2 separate regions of the Homo sapiens genome follow, and region 2 is linked to region 1. A link is a loop called in an ENCODE intact Hi-C map of the cell type or tissue named here. Cell type or tissue: endothelial cell of umbilical vein. All regions are shown on one strand. Each heading gives the region's core, and the rest is flanking DNA. Links, peaks and the distances in the headings are about the cores only.

Region 1 (10,416 bases), core at 3,263-8,262:
ATACCTTCTGGTACCCTAGGCTGTGTGATCTTAGAAAATGATAATCAGGTGATACAAGATACTGGTTAGGCAGGTAAATGAAGGTGCCTCTAGGAAGTATAGTAATCCATATCTCAAATCCCCAACACACACACACACACACACACACACACACACACACACACACTCACACACTCACTCACACTGTAGTTAGGGAGCATGGGCTGGTTAAATTGGCCCTGAAAGAGGAAGTGAACCATCTGGCAGTGGTGCCTGACCCACCTCAGTGTTTCAGTGGGAACTTGCATTTATTCATTCATTTTATACCCATTGCAGACTCTTTTTTTTTTTTTTTTTTTTGTTGAGACGGAGTCTCCCTCTGTCGCCCAGGCTGGAGTGCAGCGGCGCGATCTCCACTCACTACAAGCTCCGCCTCCCGGGTTCACGCCATTCTCCCCATTGCAGACTCCTTAGAGAAGTCTACCTGGACTCTACACTAAGCACTTAGCCAGAATGGGCAGTTCCCAAGAGGTCTGTAGACAGAATTCAGGGAGTCTGTGAACTTCCATGAGAAAAAAAAATTACATCTTTATTTTCACTAACCTTTAATGGAAATTTTAGACTTTTGATTTGGACAAATTTGCAGGGTACTTTCCTTTGGAGAAGGAACTAAAGTATTCAGCAAATGACACCCTAATTGTGAATGTAGGCAACAAGCCAGTAGTAATAGCAGTACCTGTGACTTTTCAACAGTAAAAGTCACGGTTGTTTTCATACCACGTTAAAGTTGTTGAAATATTAATGCTCATGACTCCTTTAAAATTACCATAGTTATCAGACCCACTAGTATATCTTCTTATTTAATACATTAATAAAGAACATATATTACTCTATCACAATTTTTTCCTAAAAATATTTTGATAATTATTATTTCTTTATAATTTTTGTCCTTTCTAGTGCTATGTATTTGTTTTAGGAATTTAAAAATACTATTCTGAGAAGAGGTATATAGGTTTTACCAGACTGTCAGAGGAGTACATGGCACAAAAAAGCTAAAGAACTCCTGGGGTGGTGGGCTCAAGTCCTGCTCAGTCTCCTAGCCGTGGAACTTTAGAATAGCAACATCTGAGACTCAGTTTTGTCATCTGCAAAATGGTTTAAGATGAGTGATGATTTTGGTGAAGTGGGTGAGAATCTCAGTCAAGGGATGACTTCTTCTTCCTCTGGTTACATTAAAAAGTGTGACGCCTTCTTTAAAGTACTTTGCTTTTAAATTAATGAAGTAGAATCATTAAGAAATCACCCGAAATCTTCAAATCTGTTTATTTGCATTTGTCTTCTCAGTCAACAGCAGTGTTGTAAAATATACTAAATTTATATTTAAATATATGTATTAAATATATAAAGTTACATACACTAACATTTTTACCTTTTTAGTTGTTGCATTTTAAAATATTTTGTAGTCTCTAGTTTTCTGGTAAGGAGATAACATTGTATTCCTTACTCATACTTTTCCCTATGATATAACATCTTTTGAGTTTTTTTTTTCTTTTTGTTTGATTGTTTTTGTGATGTGTAAAAATTCAGGAGTGGAGCAGCAGGGAAGGAAGGGACTGCCAACCAGGCAGTTCTGGAACATTCCAGGTGTTTTTTCTCTAGTCTATCACTTTTCCTTTTAATGAAAAATTCATCACTACAGTCCCAATATGAGTAATCTTCCTATTTATTTTTATGTATACAAATAATATACATAAATACTAGATTTAGATAATGTATAAATGTTTTTATATTTCACTGAAAATATCCAATCATACACAGACTGTCTGGCATACAATGGTTTGATTTATGATTTTTCAACTTTACAGTGGTGTGGAATCATTCTGTTTTTCACATTCAGCACAATATTCAATAAATTACCTGAGATATCAGCACTTAATTTTAAAATAGGCTTTGCGTTACCTGATTTGGCCCAACTGTAGGCTGTTGTCAGTGTTCTCAGCATGTTTAAGGTAAGCTGGTTTAAGTCATGATGTGACAAAATGTAGTAGTTGGTTGGGGTTGTTATAGATATTTTTCCTTAAAGTCCCAGTGACTATTGAATCTTGTTTTGTAAAAACAAATAGTATAAGTGTTTAAGAATAAAAAAGATTTAATATCAAGGAACGCATGTAGTGCTAGATGAGATTGTAAAGGTTGTTATTGTCTATTTTTGAAAACCTTTTAGGAAAGTAAATTAATTTGTTTTAATTTCATGGACTGCTCAGTTTTCTTCACCCAATACAAGAAAAAAAGAGGCAAATTATAATACTATTTAGAACACATTTGCTAAATTTCTCTTTGCTGCCTTCTTAATTTTATCTGGCAGGGCTGCAAGACAGGAGTTACAGCAGTAGACCTGGCTGTCGTGAAGTGATTTCATCTCTTCAAGTTGTGGAGATTTTATGTTTTGTTTGTTTCTTTGTTTGTTTGTTTGTTTGTTTTTTGAGACAGGATCTCATTCTGTCACCCAGGCTGGAGTGCAGTGGTGCAATCCTGGCTCACTGCAGCCTTGACCTCCTGGGCTCAAACGATCCTCCAACCTCAGCCTCCTGAGTAGCTGGGACTTCAGGTGCATGCCACCTAGCCTGGCTAATTTTTCCATATTTTTTGTGGAGATGGGGCTTCACTGTGTTTCCCAGGCTGGTCTCAAACTCCTGGGCTCAAGTGATCCTTCAGCCTCAGCCTCCCAAAATGCTGGGATTACAGGCATGAGTTGCCGCACCAGGCTGTCTTCTGGTTTTGTAAAGATGGATTTCCTGGACTTGGTTAAGCCATAACTGGCTGTCTAGAGGTTGAGATAGTTCAGTCAGTGACATGATGAAATAAAAAAGAATTTTTTGATAACAAAATGGTTTTAGAGAGGATAGCTAGGAAACATTTTAAAAGAGCAACGAAGAGAAACTTGCTATTTCAAATGTAAAATATATAGTAAAGCTAAAAACAGTTTAGTGCCAGCATAGGAATCACATAGAACAGAATAAATAGCCCTTGAAATGCACAGACAGACAGCATACAGACATATATGATCCCTGGAATACAGCAATCCCATGGAGAAGAGGTAGATTATTCAGCAAACTACACCAAAATAAACTCCAGGCGAATTATTTAGAGAACTATGTGTGTATTTTTTTTAAATCATGTTTTTAAAAAATCCAGGAGAAAAAAATGACTACCTAACTAATAATGGGATGGGGAAGTATTTTTAAATATAAAAGCAGTGGAAGAAACCACAAGGGAAAGAATTCTTTGTCATGTTTTAGTGAAGATAAATTTGAGTGTGAGGAACAAAACCAACTCAAATTACCACAAGTAAATGGAGAGTTTACTGTAAAGTGATCTTGGATTAACCTCAGGGCAGGGACTGTCATTGGGCTGGACCTTCTCAAGGCTGAGATAGAGAAGCAAGGCTAGATTCTGGAAGGACCAGGATCTGGGCACTGAATCTGAGGATCTTCCCTCACTGGGCTCATCATTAATATAGTTTTGTTACATCAGCTGTGTCTGCATCTTTCTGGTTAGCTGCCCCTCCCCGTGCCAATCTACCGTGTTTGGCAAGAGGGTGGATCCATCGCCTCATCTGGGCAGAAATGAATTGGACAGAAAGGGGCTTTGGGGGTCCAGGGTGCAGTGGCTCATGCCTATAATCCCAGCACTTTTGGAGGCTGAGGTGGGAGCATCACTCGAGGCTAGGAGTTTGAGACCAGCCTGGACAATGTGGTAAGACCACATCTCTACAAAAAATAAAATTAGCCGGGTGTGGTGGCATGTGCCTGTAGACCTGGCTATGGCTACACCACTGTAATTGAGCCTGGGTGACAGAAAGAGACCCTGTCTTAAAAAAAAAAAAAAAGGAACCTTGAGGTGATAGAATTAACGTTTTTTTAAAACAAAAAGAAAACAAGAGGGCTTTGGGCAGGCTATGGATGATTCATTTGCATACACAAATTTGAAACTTTTTACATGAAATAGTACAGTAAACATTTAAAAGATAAATACTGCCCAGGAATACTGTTGCAATACCATAGTAACTGCAACAAATATTACAGGAAAAAAAATTAATACTTTTAACATAGAAAGTGTTTTTGTCAGACAAGAAGGATATCCCTAACACAGATTTTTAAATGGGCAAAGGATAGGAATAGATAATTTGCAGAACAAAGAAAATAGCCTGTATGGAAGGAAGGTAGAAGAATAACCTTATAGTATATAGTTTAAAAATGCAGATTTAAGAAAACAATCAGATACTTTTTTTCCTAAGAAATTGGCAACTTTTTTGTAAACTTTTTTGTGTGTTTTTAAAATCACACTGTCATTTCTGACAAAAGTAGAGGAGTCAGGCACTCATATTCATATACTGCTGCTGAGAGTGTAAATAGCCACAACCTTTCTGGATGAAGATATTGCAAGCCCAAAAGATGGTCATGTTCAAATTAATAATTATTTTCCTAGGAAGAGGGAAATCAAAGAGATGTACAAAGATGGTTACTACAGCTTTATTTGTCATGGTGAAAAAAAGGGAATAACCAAATTTCCCAGTATTACCCGGATGAGTAATTAATGGCTTATCCATATAATGAGATAGTATAAACCACCAAAAAAGCATTTGCTCAAAGAATGATTACATAATTCCAATTTTGTAGATAAACAGCAGAGAGAGAAAAAAATGACATAGGAAACATTCCAAATTTTAATGGCACTCAATTGGTAGGATAACAGATGATTTATTTTCTACAATGAAATATTGCTTTGGTTATAAGAAAAACAACAGCAACAACATATTTGGTATTTATACCAAGCAAAATGTACATTTTTGTCATTTGGCCTAGAGAAGAGACATGTCTGCTCAACAATGAAGTTATTTCCATGAATTCTGGCATATTGGTTAAGAAGGACTCAGAGAATCCATCTAAAGCTCTTGGTCTACTCCTGGTGGTCATAATAGGTGCTCAATAAATGTCTGCTGTGCATGTCTACAGGGCCCTCAAGTCTAATGAGGATGGTTTTTCAATTCTTAATACAATCTGGGTACGACTTGTCACAGACACGAGGATGAGGGATGGTGTATTTTTTTTGATTTTAGAATAGGAAAAAAACCATTTAGTTCTAACACTGTTTATTCGTAAGTCCAAGGGGGGGAGAAACTAATTCCATTTTTTTCTTGAGAATATCTGCTGGATTTCCATTAATAATCCTAGGCAAAGAAGTTATTTCATAGGTTGTCTTTAAATGATTTTTAAACTAATTTAGAACTCACACATAAGTTTCATTCTATTTTTCTTTTTAACCTACAAAAGTGAGTGCCTGCTTACTGTTTTTCCTGGTTCTGTGCCGTAAACACTGAATGGACTATCTTACCTTGTCTTTACAATCTGATGGTTAAGGTTCTTATTCCCGTTTTACAGAAATAGGCTTAGAAGTCAAGTTAATGAGTGAATGGTTGGCTCTTTGGGCACCGTTTGTTGGAGTTCAGGTTTTCAGGCTCCTTCTGGGCTATAGACTTTTTTCCAGGCTACCTTGTAGCAATTTGTGAGTCAGCATCATGTTCTGCTGAGACCCAAAGATCCAGGAGCAGCTTAGAGCTGTAGCTAGATTACCAATGGACTCATCACAAAGCATAACTTGACTCTCAACCCTGGTCCCTTTCCCCTCTACCAGAAGGTCTACCCCAATGGCAGAGTAGAAGAGAAAAGATCTTCCAGGACATCAGAGATGGCATGCCACACAGGAGGAGAGGAACAAGGTCATTGTTGTTATTTGTTCAGAAAGAAAAGATGGTAAAACTCAGTTACATCTTGCTCAACTGATTTTCTCGGCTTGAAAGAGAAGTAACAGACACTAGGCTTAAGGGAGTTAAGAATAAATCAAAACGTGAACCATTCCAGCAGTTTCTGCATTAATGGGATCCTTCTGACAATGCCACAATGGAGAATTATGGCACAGAGCCAGTTCAGTCATAAACCTTATTCCTATACTTCCTTTCTTGCTTGTAATTTTATGCAGCAGGTTGAGAAGGCTACTTTATTCTGAGACAGACTGTATACCAATAATTTTGATAACCTGTAATGAGTTCTGTGATGTCTTTTTCTTCTTGTATCTTTTCCTTCCTACCTTGATACCAGTAATTTGTAAGGGATCTATATAGTTTGAATGTATTTGAGTGACTTCAATAATACTTCAGTTCTACTTTTTGATATAACCCAAGGAAGCACCAGTAGGTCTCAGGCATTCCCCTGTGTTTTAGAATCCTCAAATCAGTGAGATGAAACCCAATGTCAAGAATTTGAAGCAGAGTAAGGTATGGAGAAAGAAGGTAAAGAAACTATTGGGTGGTTTGGCTAGAGCATAGTAATTAATTGGATATTTTGGTTTCCAAAAATTTGAATTACAATAAAAGGAAATTTTGCTGTGTTATTTCAGTTTTCAGTAGCAAATAAATGTTTGTATAGCCAAACAATAAAATTGACGTAGTTTAGTGCCTTTAAAAAAATAAGTGATGGTTTTAACCCCATCTCTTAACTGGCTTATAGTGCCTCATTCATTCATTCAGTGAATAAAACAAACACCAATTCAAGGAAATCTGTATAACAAATGTTTGTAAACTTTATGACCTATCCTTTGTTTTCTAATTTACAGAATAAAATCTAAGTAAATAAAAATTAGGGACAGTCTCTTAAAAATTTCTTACAACTTATTGGTATATGATAGGGTTCTTTTAATTTGATGGTTGGAAGATTCTTGAAAATAGAAGTAAAAATTTAAGCTTTCTATTGTTTATAGTTCAAAAGTGCATGCACATGTGTGTAACAAGAATATACACATTTCTCTGATTCCAGAGACAGCCCTTTATCCAGCTGGCTAGAGTAGCCTCTATCAGCCCCCAGTCTCTATTATTCTGTTGTAATTTCCTCCTCATACTTCTCACCACCTGACTTGATACTAGTTAGTTTTTGCTCATTTCCCATTTCCCTTTGCCTTCACTGGAGTGGCAGCTCTGTCAGGGCATAAGTTTTTGCCATTTTTCCTGCTCAGCACCTAGAACAATATCTAGCCTATAACTAGCCCTCATTTTCATTTGTATGGAATGAATGAATAAACAAATAAATCAGTTTTCTGCCTCTTATCAGCTGCGTGGAACCAGACATCTCCCCTCCATTTTGAGGTCCCTAAGTTATTCCTGGGAAATCTCAGGGACTGGCATCTTCTGCCAGACCTCTGACACCCAAGAAACCATTGGTGGTAGGCAGAGGCCCCTGTGAGCTGCTGCCAATGTCTACACTGAGGCAGCCCCTCAGATCCCAAGCTAAGGTCACTGATGTATGTTCACAGCCAGATGCTGCTGCTTCTGTCATGGAAGGATCTTCTCCAAAGTCCACTCTTCTGTAAAACTGTGCTGTGATGTGGGAATAGCACACACACCCCCACACACCCTCACACATACATACACACACACACACTGTCACACACATATGCACAAACACCTGTTACCTTCTTTACCCAGACCCTTGGGCCAGAGCAGCCTTGTGCCCCCATTTTTTTTCTTTTGGTGAAACTCACTTTCTGGCTTTACTCTCAGGAGCGGGGCAAGGAGTTGGGGGAGGAGGACTGGAGGTGGGGTGGGAGGCGTAACTAAATCAGAAGTTCCGAGTGAGGAAGGCTCCCCTCCAACACAGAGGCATTCTTCTGACTTAGCTAAACAAGCTTCTGGCAGGAAAAATAATTTCCCTGGCACAATATGGTGCCTTATGCCAATTACCTCTGCGAGGATCCGCCCACTGGCCCTCCAGGCCATCTGGACAAAAGGGATCCCTGAGGAGATCTCACTGTAGCCACAGGCTGGGACTCCTGCTAGAGGGAGATAAAGCTTTACCATTTCCCTTCTTCTTTGTCCTGAACTGTACTCTAGAACGATCTGTAAGAAATGTCCTAATAGGTAATTGCTCTCTCCTCTCCCTCACCACCCCCCCAACCCCAAACACACACACAACACACACACATACACACACTGAGAGGCATCCACAGTGTTCACCACAGTATGGATTCTCATGGGGTTTTATTTGGCTTCTTGGCCAAATAAGCTGATGCAGGTACTTGTTGGATAACACTGTGGGGTGGGTCAGTAGCAGAGGATGTGAGTCAGGCTCCCAGTTTTAGAAAAGGAACCTGCAGTGCCTGCTGACAGGCTTTCATACCAGGTATACTCCTTGCATATTATCAAAGCATATCCAAAAACCCATTCTTGCTTCCAGAGCAAAAAGAATCAGAGAGCCTCTGCTGGTGAAGGAAGTTCTGTTCCAGAAGGCTGTGTCTGTCATGGACCCAGGCAGAGGAGAAGAACAGGAGCCTCTGCCAGAGGCCAGGCCAAGCCAAAGAATGGGAATCAGAGGACAGTCCCCTGATTATTTAAACACAAAACAGGAAGGAAGGAACCCTCCACCGTCTTGGCCACCATTGTGACCACTGCCCATTATTTTTTCAGATTTATGTGGTCAAATAATGATTTTAAATAGAAAATCTTAAAGCTATTATGTTTTATTTTGGAACTATTCCACATGTTGAGGAAGAATGAAGGAAGGGGAAACAGAATCAGACTTCTAAAGAGTGGAAAGGTGATATCTGTATCATATGACCAAGCCTAGGGAAAAACACATGAGCCACACTCACTTTTTGAAAATCTGATCCTTATTGTTAAGGAGGGTGACTATAATTTTAGAAGGGAAAAGATGAATGGAAGACTGTCTTGGCTTAGAAAACCCTTTTCTATTTTTTGTCCAACTGAATCACTCTGATAAAAGCGGCCTGAGCATCACAAGACTTAACTAACCTTTATGTCATTTCCCCTCCCACTCTGTTCCCAAAATGGCTGGTATTTTTTTATATTCATTTTTATCTTGCTCCAAACAATATGTAGTTTCTCCTCATTGACAAACATTCTGTCAACTCGTGAATTATTGCTGATTCGTTTGCATGTGTGTGAGCTGCTCTCTGCTCCCACCTTTGCACTATCAGATGGAATTTTCCACGTATATGTCTTAGCCTCCTGACGCTCATTAATGTCAATGTGGGGGTCATGAACTGTGCCATTATTGTTCTTGTAGTGTTTAGTTAGCCTGAGAAGCTCAATTTGTGTGTATGTGTGTTTTTTTCTTTTTTTTAATTCAATAGGTTTTGTGGGAACAGGTGGTGTTAACTTACATGGATAAGTTCTTTAGTGGTGATTTCTGAGATTTTGGTGCACCCATCACCCGAGCAGTGTACACTGTACCCATTGTGTAGTCTTTTATTCCTCGCCCCACTCCCACCCTTTCCTCTGAATCCCCAAAGTCCATTGTATCATTCCCATGCCTTTGCATCCTCATAGCTTAGCTCCCACTTATGAGTGAGAACGTACAATGTTTGGTTTTGTATTCTTGAGTTACTTCACTTAGAATAATGGTCTCCAGTTCCATCCAGGTTGATGTGAATGCCATTATTTCATTCCTTTTTATGGCTGAATAGTATTCCATGGTATATACATACCACATTTTCTTTATCCACTTGTTGATTGATGGGCATTTGGGCTGGTTCCATATTTTTGCAATTGCTAATTGTGTGAGAAGCTCAATTTAAAACCTCATTCCCTTCAAGTTTCAGTTTCCATTTAGGAAGTACTTAGATTGACTTTGATGACCTTTGGTTATATATTAGTTATTTTCAGTTATTTTGTTTTAACATAAAATACCACCAACAACTCGTTGGCAGTACAACCAGATAATGTAGCTGATGGAGCCATTCATTCTAGATAAAATCACTGTGATTTGGGCACAGCTCTGCAGATGTGAAGTGGGGAATTCCTGTGGAACTTGACTGGCATATGCAGTTGCCCTTAACAGGTTTCATTGTGATAAACCCCTGTCTTTTGTATGAATTCAGGCACATGTCTGTATGCAAAGTCTCATTTATATCCTGCTTTACCGTTTTGGTTTTCAACATGGTAAGAGCAAAGGGTGGCTCTCTACAGGCTCAGTTTCTCCAGCTGATTTTCTGTCTCCTCTTACTCACCACTTCTTATTAATTCATTAGCAGCCAGTACAGTAGAAGTCACCTTAGCTTTCTGTTTCCCTTTCCTACCAGCAGCCTCTTCACATCTCCTTCAAAACTCACCAATAAGCTTCTACCATGTATGTCACAGAATATAAAATCTTAATGTTCATCAGTAAATTATTCATGATTTCTATGGCCCTGATTTGTGTAATGACTGCTAATGCTTTCAGAACATTTGATCTTGACAAGGTGAAAAATCGTGCTGTTTTAAAAAAATTTTCTAGAGTAGTTGCTAGGATTTTTTAAAGCACACCTATCTTATATGCCAGGAATTCCAAAGTCAAAATGTACATAAACCATTAGATTGTAAGCATCTAG
Region 2 (11,289 bases), core at 3,770-8,769, 250 kb before region 1:
TAAACTATAAGCAGAAAATAACTGTATCAGGTAGTTATATTCAGGTAGTTATATATGGGTAATATTATAATAGTGATAGCATTTTTAAAAATTTACTTTGGCTTATAGTATATGGAATGACTCATGAAATCCGGACCTTGATAGAGGATGCAGGATTTTTGAAAGGGAGAGGTAGGACCTTGTAGGGTACTGGGGGGTGAGAGGAAGGATAGAATAGAGTGATAGTGCTCAGTGGAACAAATTGCATAGAATTTGAAAGTATGGATTATTTCAGACAATAGTCAGTTATATGATATTTAGTTGGAACATGAGGTATTGGGAAAAGGGAAAGAGTATCAGAAAATATGGAGGGTTAGAAAGGTTCATTGGTGCCAGATTGTATAGGCCTGAAGGTTTGAACATTTTACATAAGAAAAAAAGAAACTATTGAAAGTTCTTGAGAAAGTCTTGATTGCAAATTCTTCAAAATTTTGCAGGATAATTCTCTTTAGGAAGTCAGTGAAGTAAAAACTTGGCCTAAGGCAATGAATTTCCTTTTTGTTTGAAATGCTAGACTTGAAAGAAATATGTCAAATAAAACTGAATAGTGTTGAACATCTCAGATATCCAGGAGTTTGTTCTCTAATGTGTGGAACTTTGTTGAAATGTATAATATTTGTATGTTCTCACCATTGTCATACAAGCAAATGGCATGCTTTTGAGAATGTAGATCTCCTCAGATGTTTCCTGGCTAGTACAGGATGTACTTTCATTTGGAAGGTTGGCTGTCTGGAGCCCTAACTTGGGTTCACTTGCACCTTGCAGGGTTGAAATGATTTTAGGTGAAAGGTGGCCACCGTCTCTAACAGGAACAGTTCTTTCCACTTTTAGCAAGAGTGCCCACTAATGTAAAAGTAAATCAGGGAGACTAAAATCAAAAGGAATTAATTGTCACCAACAATTCCATTTGCATTTATTTATTCATAATTAGTATTTACTGGAAGTGGCAGCTTATGCTCATTTTCTCTGGATCATTAAAATGTACTCATCTGAGCCATAAACAAAGCCAGCAATGCCCAGGAATCAACTGGAACAATTCAGTTAGTGATAATTGCATCACAGCTCCCCTGTAGCATCTCGCAAAGGTTCATTTGATTACAGTTACTAATGGCAATCCTGGCACATGGAGGGTATTTATTAGACTAGTGGTTCTTGGGTTTCTAGCCTTAGATTTGAGGGGGAAAGGACACTGCTCTGCAACTGCTCTCCCTCAAAAGCATTTCAACACCTTGCCTAAACTGGTGAGAATACAGTAATATAATAGTGGTAAAATGATTAGAAATTGATTTTGCCTTACGGTTCACGGAATTGACTCATGGCATCAGGGCCTTGATAGAAGATGCCGGATTTTGACAAGGAGAGAGAAGACATTGCAGGGTATTGAGGAATGAGGGAAAAGGTAGAGTAATAATGGTAAGAGAAGCAAATTGCCTGGGATTTGAAAGCATGGGATGAAATAAGCAGTTATTTATATGTCTAGAAAATATATTATTACTGTCCAATTTTAAGCACGAATGCTTTAAACTTTAAGGAACTGGTCTTACCTGAGTCCCATAAATTATATTTTGAGAGCCATTTATCAGATAATCGATAAATGAAAACAAAATCAAACAACTCAAATGAGGCAAGAAAGAGAGCTGAAGGAATGGGTAAGACACAGTCAAGAGCATGTTTTGGAGAGTGCCAGCCCCCAAAGGCTGGGCTTGTGGTTCTTCTTAGAGATGAACAATCTTGAATCTTCTATTTCAGATTCTTGGCTGGAAACACCTTATCTTAGAGTCCCTCAGGTTCAGACCTGACCTAAGACACATGTTATTTCTTTACAACCACTGAGTCTGTTAGTGTTGTACACATATTAAATGCTTAATGGTTTGCTGAACAAATCTTCATAGATACTTCAACTCACCTATTTAAATAAAGCTGAACCTGAATGAAGAGATCTCCATGTCTGGATAAGGTCCATGGTTTGTTTCCAAAAGGGGCAAAAGTTGGATGCAGCCAGAGATTCTTTGTTGATTTGTTCATAGTTATCTATTTTTTGAAGGTTGGTTTGTTTGTTGTACTATGTTTTTTATACAGCTGAATTGATTGCAAAGGTAAAATAAGAATTTCCTTTCCCAGGGCTATATTCATTCTTCCCAACTGAGGTGGAAAATTCCAGTATTAGTTTTAGCAGTACTTGAACCATCTTCTCCCTAATATAGTGCTTCTAGGGAACATGGGGAAATTCTTAAGCCTGGGTAGCCAATATGAAAGATCCAGAAAGAATCAAATATAATGAGAATGTCTGAAAGAATTTGTTCTCTCAAGCAAACTGGTCTATCAGAAGGACTAATAGCTTGGGCCTATTTTGCTCACCATTTTAGAGGGGCTACTTAATCTCCTAGTGCCTGAGTTTCCTTGTCTGTAAGATAGGAATAATAGGCCAGGCATGGTGGCTCACGCCTGTAATCCCAGCACTTTGAGAGGCCGAGGGGGTGGATCACTTGAGGCCAGGAATTCCAGACTAGCCTGGCCAACATGGTGAAACCCTGTCTCTACTAAAAATACAATAATTAGGCAGGCAGGGTGGCACATGCCTGTAATCCCAGCTACTCAGGAGGGAGACTGAGGCAGAATAGCTTGAACCTGGGAGGCGGAGGTTGCAGTGAGCTGAGATCACACCACTGCACTCCAGCCTGGGTGACACAGCGAGACAAAAAAAATAAAAAATTAATAATAATAATAATAATAAAGAGTGTTGTGAGGATTCAATGAGTTACACATGTAAATACTTGGAAGCGTGCCTGGAACATAGTAAATTTTTGATTAATGCTAGTTTTCATTATTTTTCTTAATCTAATTTTTTCTGAACTTGTAAAATACATTTACACAATAGCAGTCACCTCTCCTGGGGGATTTAGAAATAGTACCCACTATTTATTGAGCATTTATTATGTTCCAGTCCTCTGGCACATGTCTACTTTGATCCTCACACTAATCCTATGAGAAAGTTATTATCATCAGTTTCGGTAAAGAAACTGAGGATCAGAGAAATAACTTGGCCATACCTAATAAGCAATGGAGCGGGGATTTGAACTCCCACCCTACTGGGCTAGTTCTCTAAGATCCTAAAGAAACTGCTTTGTATCCCAACATGAAACTGAACTCAGTTAAAAATAAGCACACGGGCTAAAGACCTCTTTTCCCTGACTTATCTCTCATAGCATAGATTGCTTGGTGCCTCTCAGAGAATTTCCGTTTAACACCCTGAGATTAGTTGGCCTTGTGGCTCTGATCAGTGGAGGTCTGTTTAACTCAAGTCACATGTGGGTATTTTCACTCCAATCATAACGTCAGTTCTAAATCTGTTGGTATGTCACAAAGGCACAAGTTAAAACCCAGGAAAAAACTTGAGCTGTTACTGTTCCCAAGTAGAAACATCCTTAGCAGCTTATCTGAACAGAAGGCCAATCTAAAACCTTGGAGGTTTGCCCAGCCCCGGTTTCCTGTCTAACTGAAAGCAGAGAGCCCAGACACAGAGCCAAGAAGTTCACGCTTGTGGGATCAGCAACCTAAATTTGAGAATTCGGATCAGTAAGACCAACTGCAGCCTGCAGCTAGAGCGGTGCTGGAGTCATGGGCCCGATGGTCCCAAGGGTGCAAGGAAAAACTTATGAGATGACTAAGGTAATTGTTAGGAATGAAATCAAAATACAACTAGGCAAACCAACTTCCCAACTGGCAGAGGAGAGAGAAATCTCCCTGGGATTATTTTTATAGATTAGTCTGCTATCTTTAGCTTCCAGAAATGATTTTTTGCTGTGTGTGATAATGCTGGTACTGACGTGTACCGAGCACTTACCACATTTGTGATACTGCGCTAAACACTTTACACACTTTACTTCAATCATGAGTGATTACAACTCAGGTATATGGACATGATTGAAAAGACTGGTACACAGCTTCAGAGTTTCCATAGAGGGTGTCGTTTTAGCAGAATCTTTACTAAAATGAGCCACCCCTGTCCTTAAGAGCTGTATCACCTCACCTGGCTACCCTGTTTTCTAGCACAAGGTCACCTTGAGTCAAGATGTTCAGTTTTGTTGTCACTGTGCCATGGCCATGACTGTGGGAATAACCCCATCTGCTTACCTTGGGAGATGGAAACTTTGACGAACTCAAGGTCCTTCCCCAGATACTTCCAGCTACTTCCCAGTGATGCCTCCTGCTCTGGCTACCCTAAACCTACAGTCAAACTATGTCTCTCTGCAGCTGAAAACCCCCCTTAATTGCAGTAAACAGGATAACATCTGTGGGAAGAAAGGCAACTATCTCTTCACATGTTGTTTTCTTAGAGGGGAAGCTTTCCTGGATAACCAAGAGACTTCATGTCTCATTGGCCAGCATTTGATCATGTACCCATTTCTAAATCCATCAATCACAGGAATGTGACTGCCGTGTTTATCTTGGACTAATTGGGATCTGCCCCTCAGCCGGGGATAGGGTCAACTTCCCCTGAATCAAGTGAATAGAGGTAGATCCCCGAATAAATCAGAGTTAAGAAGGAAGGGCTGGTGAGACTAGACACAGTAGAGCAGCCATCAGTGTCCTACGCAGGCCTCCGTATTTCACGGAGGTAGTTTCCCTCCCTCCCACCTCATGCCCCAGATGAAGTCTTATTTTCCCTTAAGTATTGCTACTCTAGGTCTGGGTCTTGCTGTTCCCCCAAAAGAAATATCCCTCTTCATATTCCCAACCACTCTTATATCTACCTTTATTACAACATTTACATATTTTTTCACGCCTATCTTCTTTTACACATATCTCTCCTAGTTAGACTATGAGATCATAGAGACCATGTGTTACTCATTTTTAAAATTTCCAGTACCTAGCATAATTCCTGGGATAAAGTAGGTGCCCAATAAATGTTGGATTGATATGATTTGTGAATTTAGTTTATGAAAGTCTATTTCAGCATTACTTAGAATTGGATAGAACAAGTTTGGTTTTAAAAGTGGGAGAAAAAGGAAGATGATAATATTGTTTCATAATCAATTTTTAACCTGCCTAATTCAAAAAAAAAAAAAAGGATGTAAGGGAGCAGGGGTGCTGTGTGTAATGTGCTGTGCTTAATGTTGCTTTTCTTTTATTTCCCACAGCACACAGGACACGGTGGGGATGCAGCATCTTGGACCTCATCCGCCTGTGCTCTAATTCAAAGACAAATATGTTTCCCAACTTGCCCAAGGCTCTGGCAGGGAAAACTCAGATCCCCAAACTCAGGTCGTTCTAGTGCAGCAATAACCAGCTGGGTTTTCAGCAACTTGGATGGAGCCATCTGTGTTCCCAGCCCACATAAAAATATGCACAAGAAGGGTGCAAATCAGCAAGTCCACAGCTTCCAGAGGCCCCAGCTGGGATGTGCCCTCCCTTTGGGGACTAATGAAAGGTAAATCCAGTGTCAAAAGACAGAGGGCCAGCAGCAAGACTATGGAGCTAAGTGAGTCCAGACTCTGGTCCCTTTTCTGACTTTGCCTGAAATAGAGCCCATCTGGCTCCCTGGCCACTGTGCTTGTGTGAAGGGCACTGCAGTGCATGCTGAATGCCTGGAAAATTACCAGAGGTCTCCTGCCTCTCTCTCTGGGGGCACCAGGAACTGGCCACATAGGAACTCTCTTCTCTGATGCTCTGCATTCCTCTGACTGCCTGGTCAACCCTTAAGCTTTCACATAATGAGCCTGGTGAGCCCAGGTGGTCAGGAATAGAGGGGCTTTTTGTGTCTTGGTCTTAAAGAAGGGAGCCCCTCAGATTTTCCCACATACTCCCCCTTCCTTTCCTACCACTCCACATCACAGAAGGGAATTTAGAGTCGTCTTGGCTCTCCGGCTAAGACAGAGGACAGTAGATTCCACATGAAAAGCCAAATTAAATGGGGGTGCTGTTACTCAGCCACCCAGGTGCAGATGGCTTTTGGCAGCCCAGTACTGGGCGGTGATTGAGAAGAGTCTGTCTCGAAGTCATTACAGTTAATTGTCACAGAGTTACAGACTCATCTGCAGGCAAAGAGCCAGCTCAAAATCCCCAGGGAATTTTCAGATGGATTAATAAACAAAATGGCATATGTGTAAAGCAGCTGATTCTCTACAAAGAAATGATAGTATTATTTCTTTACTCTTCATTCCTGGACCCAGGACTATTTTACAGTCTCTTTCACATCTTGGAAGGCATTTGTCCAACAGGGCTCTGAGTCAGGGGAAAGTATTTTCTTCCTTGTTTTTATCTAGTAGCACAGACACTTTCACTATGGGGTTAGTGCATTTTTCATGGCTCCTGGTTCATCTCAGAAAAATGCACATCAACCCAGCCATCCTGTTGACTAAGTGGCATTCACTAAGCCAATATTCCACATAGAAACACTGATGCGGTCTTAACAATGGTAGAGTAAATGGCATCACCACCTGTCTACATACGTAAAACAGGTGCACAGTTGGGAGCTGGAGCCATAGCCTCATTGATATCATAGACAGAAACAGGATCTGTTCAATAGCACTGGTACTGAGGAGAAAAGCAGCACAGTACTGGATCCTGCACATCACTTCCTTTTCCAGTTTCTTTGATTTTTCTGCTAAAGTTTATATGATTACTCCTGAGAAGCAGGAATTGCCTCAGAAAGTTATCCTGCTCTTTGGCATAACCGCCCTGCTGGCTCACCCTGCCCCACAAACTCTGCCAGCCCAGTGTAGAGGAAGAGAGCTGAGCATCTGCTAAAGTCCCTCCATCACCAGTGATCTGTGCCTGAATTTGTCGTTCCTTGCTGCTTGTAAATTTCATTTCCTCTAAGCCTTCTCTATATTACATAGCCCAGAGAAGTACTGGTTAATGAAAAAATGAAAAGCTTGACTTTACAAATGAAGAGGAAAATGCACTCTTTAAAAAAAAAGTTGCAGCTAAGTGAACTTATATGTGTGCAAGAAAAGAAAATTGTTTCGAGCTGTTTAAGAGTAATAATTACATTACATTACCGTGTTACTGTCTGAAGATATTCATATTTTGCTTTTTTATTTTTTTGGTGGAGTGTTGTTCAGTTGCCCAGGCTGGAGTGCAGTGGCATGATCTTGGCCTCCCGGGTTCAAGCAATTCTCCTGCCTCAGCCTCCCAAGTAGCTGGGTTTACAGGCATGCACCACCATGCCCAGCTGATTTTTGTATTTTTAGTAGAGGGGTTTCACCTTGTTGGCCCAGCTGGTCTTGAACTCCTGACCTCAGGTGATCCACCTGCCTCGGCCTCCCAGAGTTCTGGGATTACAGATGTGAGCCGCTGCACCCGGCCTTATTTTGCTCTTTAGTGCTATTTCCTGTTTAAATTTCTCAGTGTGACTCAAGAGTCTATCATACTGAGTTCATGCTCCCAGTATTTAAAACTGCATGAAAATAATGCAGAAAATAATTTGCTAGCGTTGACTTGCTCCCAGAACTTAAACTGATCAAGCAGGACATCTGAGGAATAATACTTTTTAGCAGGGATTGGCAAACTTTTTCTGTAAAAGGCCAGAGTGTAAATATTGTAGGTTTTGTGAGCCATACAGCCTCTGTTGCTGATATTCAATTCAGTCCTTGTAACACAAAAGCAGTCATAGACAACGCATGAAGAAATGGTGTGTCTGTGTTCCAGCAAAACTGTATTTATAAAAACAAGTTGCAGATTAGATTTGACTCACAATTTGTTGATCTCTGCTTTGTAGTAAAGCCCTGATAAATTTTCTTCTTGGGTTAAGTAGTGAGTGGGAACTTGCCACATCAGAGTCATTTTGGGGAGATGGCACATCCCCACATGAGAGCCAGCATGGAAAAATTTGGTTTATTTCTCCTACTTTTTAACAGTAAGTGACAATTTTGCAGCTATTTTCAGCTTACAAGGAACATATTAACCACTTGAACTTCCAATTCCATGAGATAATGTCAGCATAATGCAGATTATTCCTTATACTAGACTTCCAGTTTCTGGGAATAGCAGGTACATTATCCTACTGAAATGCTGAATATAATACAAAAAGCATCTACCTTAAAGCATCCAGGAGCTAACAAGATAGAAAGGAATTACCTGACCTAAATGGGAGGAAAATATTAAGGAATCACATAAACAACTTTTGCCCTGATATATTTGCTGATCCTGCAAAACTGAACTTCCTTTTGATGTTTTCATGGGATGCTCAGTATTTAAAGCCAAAGGCTACATAAGTCTGAAAGTCTACTAAGAAATTGTCGATACAATAAACTTGAACCTCAAAGGACCAATCCCAGGAGTGAAAAAGAATCAGAAGTGACACAGCCTTCCTGCATATAAGCAGGTGGCTTTCACATTCTCTGGTGGGTCAAGGACTCTCAAGCCTTGAATTTGGCTTAAGTGGTAGTTCCTCCAGATATCTTTCAGAAGCAAATATAAATTCTTTCTGAAGGAAGGCAACTTCAGTTCATCCTGGGCCTTAAGTACCCCTATAAATGATTTTGTAAACACAAGGAACAATAATATATTAATAGATTTTTTTAATAAAAGAGGTACATAAGTAAACAAAACACCATGATGTCACCTAAATTTGAAGATATAATGGCTGCCATTTTTTCAAAACTGATGAAAGATATCAGAGAAGTACTACAAACCCCAAATGGGATAAATACAAAGGAAATCACAATTAGACTCAAACAAATTTCCAAATACTTCAGCTACTACAATTATCATATACAAGTTATAGAGCAAGAATGTTTATGATTCTTAAGGAAAAAAATAAAGATCAGCTTAGTAGCAGAAAACCATAACATAATCACAGGTAGATTTTTCTTTGAAGAACTAATAGAACATCTACAAAGGGAAAATAGAAAAATCAAAAAATTTTAAATTTAATAAATATTTTTAGTAGCAGATTAGACATACCAAAAGAGAGAATTAGATATCAGTAGCCCAATTTTTGGAGAAGAGGTGTTCAATATTTCACAATTAGCAAGTACCTAATAAATGATAAGTTAACTTCCTTGGACCTAAAATTCCACAGACTTCTCAATTCATGGCCAACTTTGTGGTTAATATGTGTTTATATTGCTAAGGATAAGAGGAAAATATATCTTGTTTTTTCTATTTTCAATCCAGTTTTGGTGCTACATTCTGCCTCTTAACTAAAAGCTCTTCAAGTAACCAGGACATTGATACCTTTGTCCTGTTTAGGATTTTGGTCTTATGGTCAAATTCACTTGATCTGCCGTGGCTGAATTCAAGTTTTTACCTTCAGTTTCAGTTTGTTCTAACCTCTTTTTAACTAATTTCACTTTGGCTGAGTTCTGCCCAGATGCCTTCACAAGAACCCCGAGGGTTGGCTTGACAAATTCAATAGGATTTTCGTTGTTTCCTATAATAGACAATATGACACTAATTCCAATTACACTTCCCCTCTTAATTTGGTGTTATGATTTTCATGAATCTAAATTATCTCTATATTTTAAGCCCCATAAGGCAGTAACTATGCATTAGATTTACCATTTGCTTTCTCTATTGCTCTTCATTCCCTCTTGGATTGCTAGGATAACTTTCCTTCTGTCCAAAGAATTCCTTTAAGCATTTACTTTATTGTGGGTCCCCTGGTGATGAATTCTGTTTTGGCTTATCGCTAAAGATACATATTTCATTTTCACATCAGTGATGTTTTCCCTGAATAAACAACTCTAGGTTGGAATTTTTGTTTTTCATGTTTTCTTTTGCCACTTTAAAGATGTCATTGCATTGCCTTCTGGCTTCTATTTCTCTTTGGAAAAAGTAGCTGTCAGTCTTATTGATGTTCCTTTAAGGATAATGTGTCTTTTTCCTTAGATGCTTTTAAGATTATAGTTTGCAGAAATTTTATAATCATGAACCTAATTGTGATTTCCCTTGTATTTGTCGCACTTGGGGTTTGTGGTACTTCTCTGATATCTTCCATCAGTTTTGAAAAAATCGCAGCCATTGTATCTTCAAATATTGCTTCTGCATTATTATCTCTCTCCTTATCTCTGTACCTCCAATTATATGTATGTTAGACTTTTTCTCTGTGTTCTGTATAGCCCTCATGATGCTATTTTTGCATTTTTTGGTCTTTTTGCTCAATGAAGTTCAATTTTAATATTTTAACTGAAGTATTTTCTAGTTCACAAATCCCCTTTTTTGTTATGTCTAATAAGCGGTTTGGTCCTAATTTCAGTTGTCTCATTCTTTGGTTCTAGAAGTTTCATTTGATACTTTTATTTTATTATTATTATTTATTATTTTTGTACCTACATAGTAGGTGTATATATTTACAGGGTACATGAGATGTTTTGAAACAGGCATGCAATGTGAAATAAGCACACCAAAGAGAATGGGGTAGCCATCCCCTTAAGCATTTATCCTTTGATTTACAAAGAATCCAATTACACTCTTTAAGTTATTTTAAATTATACAGTTAGGTTATTATTGACTATAGGCACCCTATCATGCTATCAAATAGTAGGTCTTATTCATTCTTTCTAACTATATTTTTTGTACCCATTAACCATCCACATCTCTTCCCTCCCCTCCCACCATCCTTCCCAGCTTCTAGTAACCATTCTTCTGCTTTCTATGTCCATAACTTCAATTGTTTTCATTTTTAGATCCCACAAATTAGTGAGAACATGTGATGTCTCTCTTTCTGTACCTGGCTTATTTCACTTAACATAATGATCTTAATGATCTTTAGTTCCATCCATGTTGTTGCAAATGACAGGATCTCATTCTTTTTATGGCTGAATGGTACTCCATTGTGTATATGTACCACATTTTCTTTATCCATTGATCTGTTGATGGACACTTAGGTTGCTCCCAAATCTTAGCTATTGTATATAGTGCTGCAACAAACATAGGAGTGTAGACATCTTTTCAATATACTGATTTCCTTTCTTTTGAGTATATACCCAGCAGTGGGATTGCTGGATTCCACTGGTAGCTCAATTTTCAGTTTTTTAAGGAAACTCTAAACTGTTCTCCATGGTTGTTGTACTAATTTACATTTCCACTAACGTGTTTGGGGGTTCTCTTTTCTCCACATCCTCGCCAGCCTTTGTTATTGCCTGTCTTTTGAAATATAAGCCATTTTAACTGGGGTGAGATAAATCTTATTGTAGTTTTTCATTTGCATTTCTCTGATAATCAGTGATGTTGAGCACGTTTTGATATGCCTGTTGTCATTTGTGTGTCTTCTTTTGAGAAATGTCTTTTCAAATCTTTTGC

The links. Peaks named below come from ENCODE experiments on the same cell type or tissue, not always from the same donor. Only the 100,000 strongest peaks of a DNase experiment are listed, where the experiment ranks them.
Region 2: it touches region 1 in a loop (2.5-fold over the local background); 4 of 110 quality-filtered maps call a loop at or near these places.

Annotation. Positions count from the first base shown.
Region 1 is chr1:184,548,091-184,558,506 of GRCh38, forward strand. The region is part of intron 3 of C1orf21 (chromosome 1 open reading frame 21); the gene reads left to right. Among named protein-coding and RNA genes, the nearest start is that of C1orf21, 170 kb to the left of the region's middle. In endothelial cell of umbilical vein, for the core only: no CTCF peak of the experiment used is centred there; a DNase peak (open chromatin) is centred at 5,961.
Region 2 is chr1:184,293,238-184,304,526 of GRCh38, forward strand. No RefSeq gene overlaps it. Among named protein-coding and RNA genes, the nearest start is that of C1orf21-DT, 88 kb to the right of the region's middle. In endothelial cell of umbilical vein, for the core only: no CTCF peak of the experiment used is centred there; DNase peaks (open chromatin) are centred at 4,184, 6,354 and 7,504; H3K27ac peaks cover 335 bases.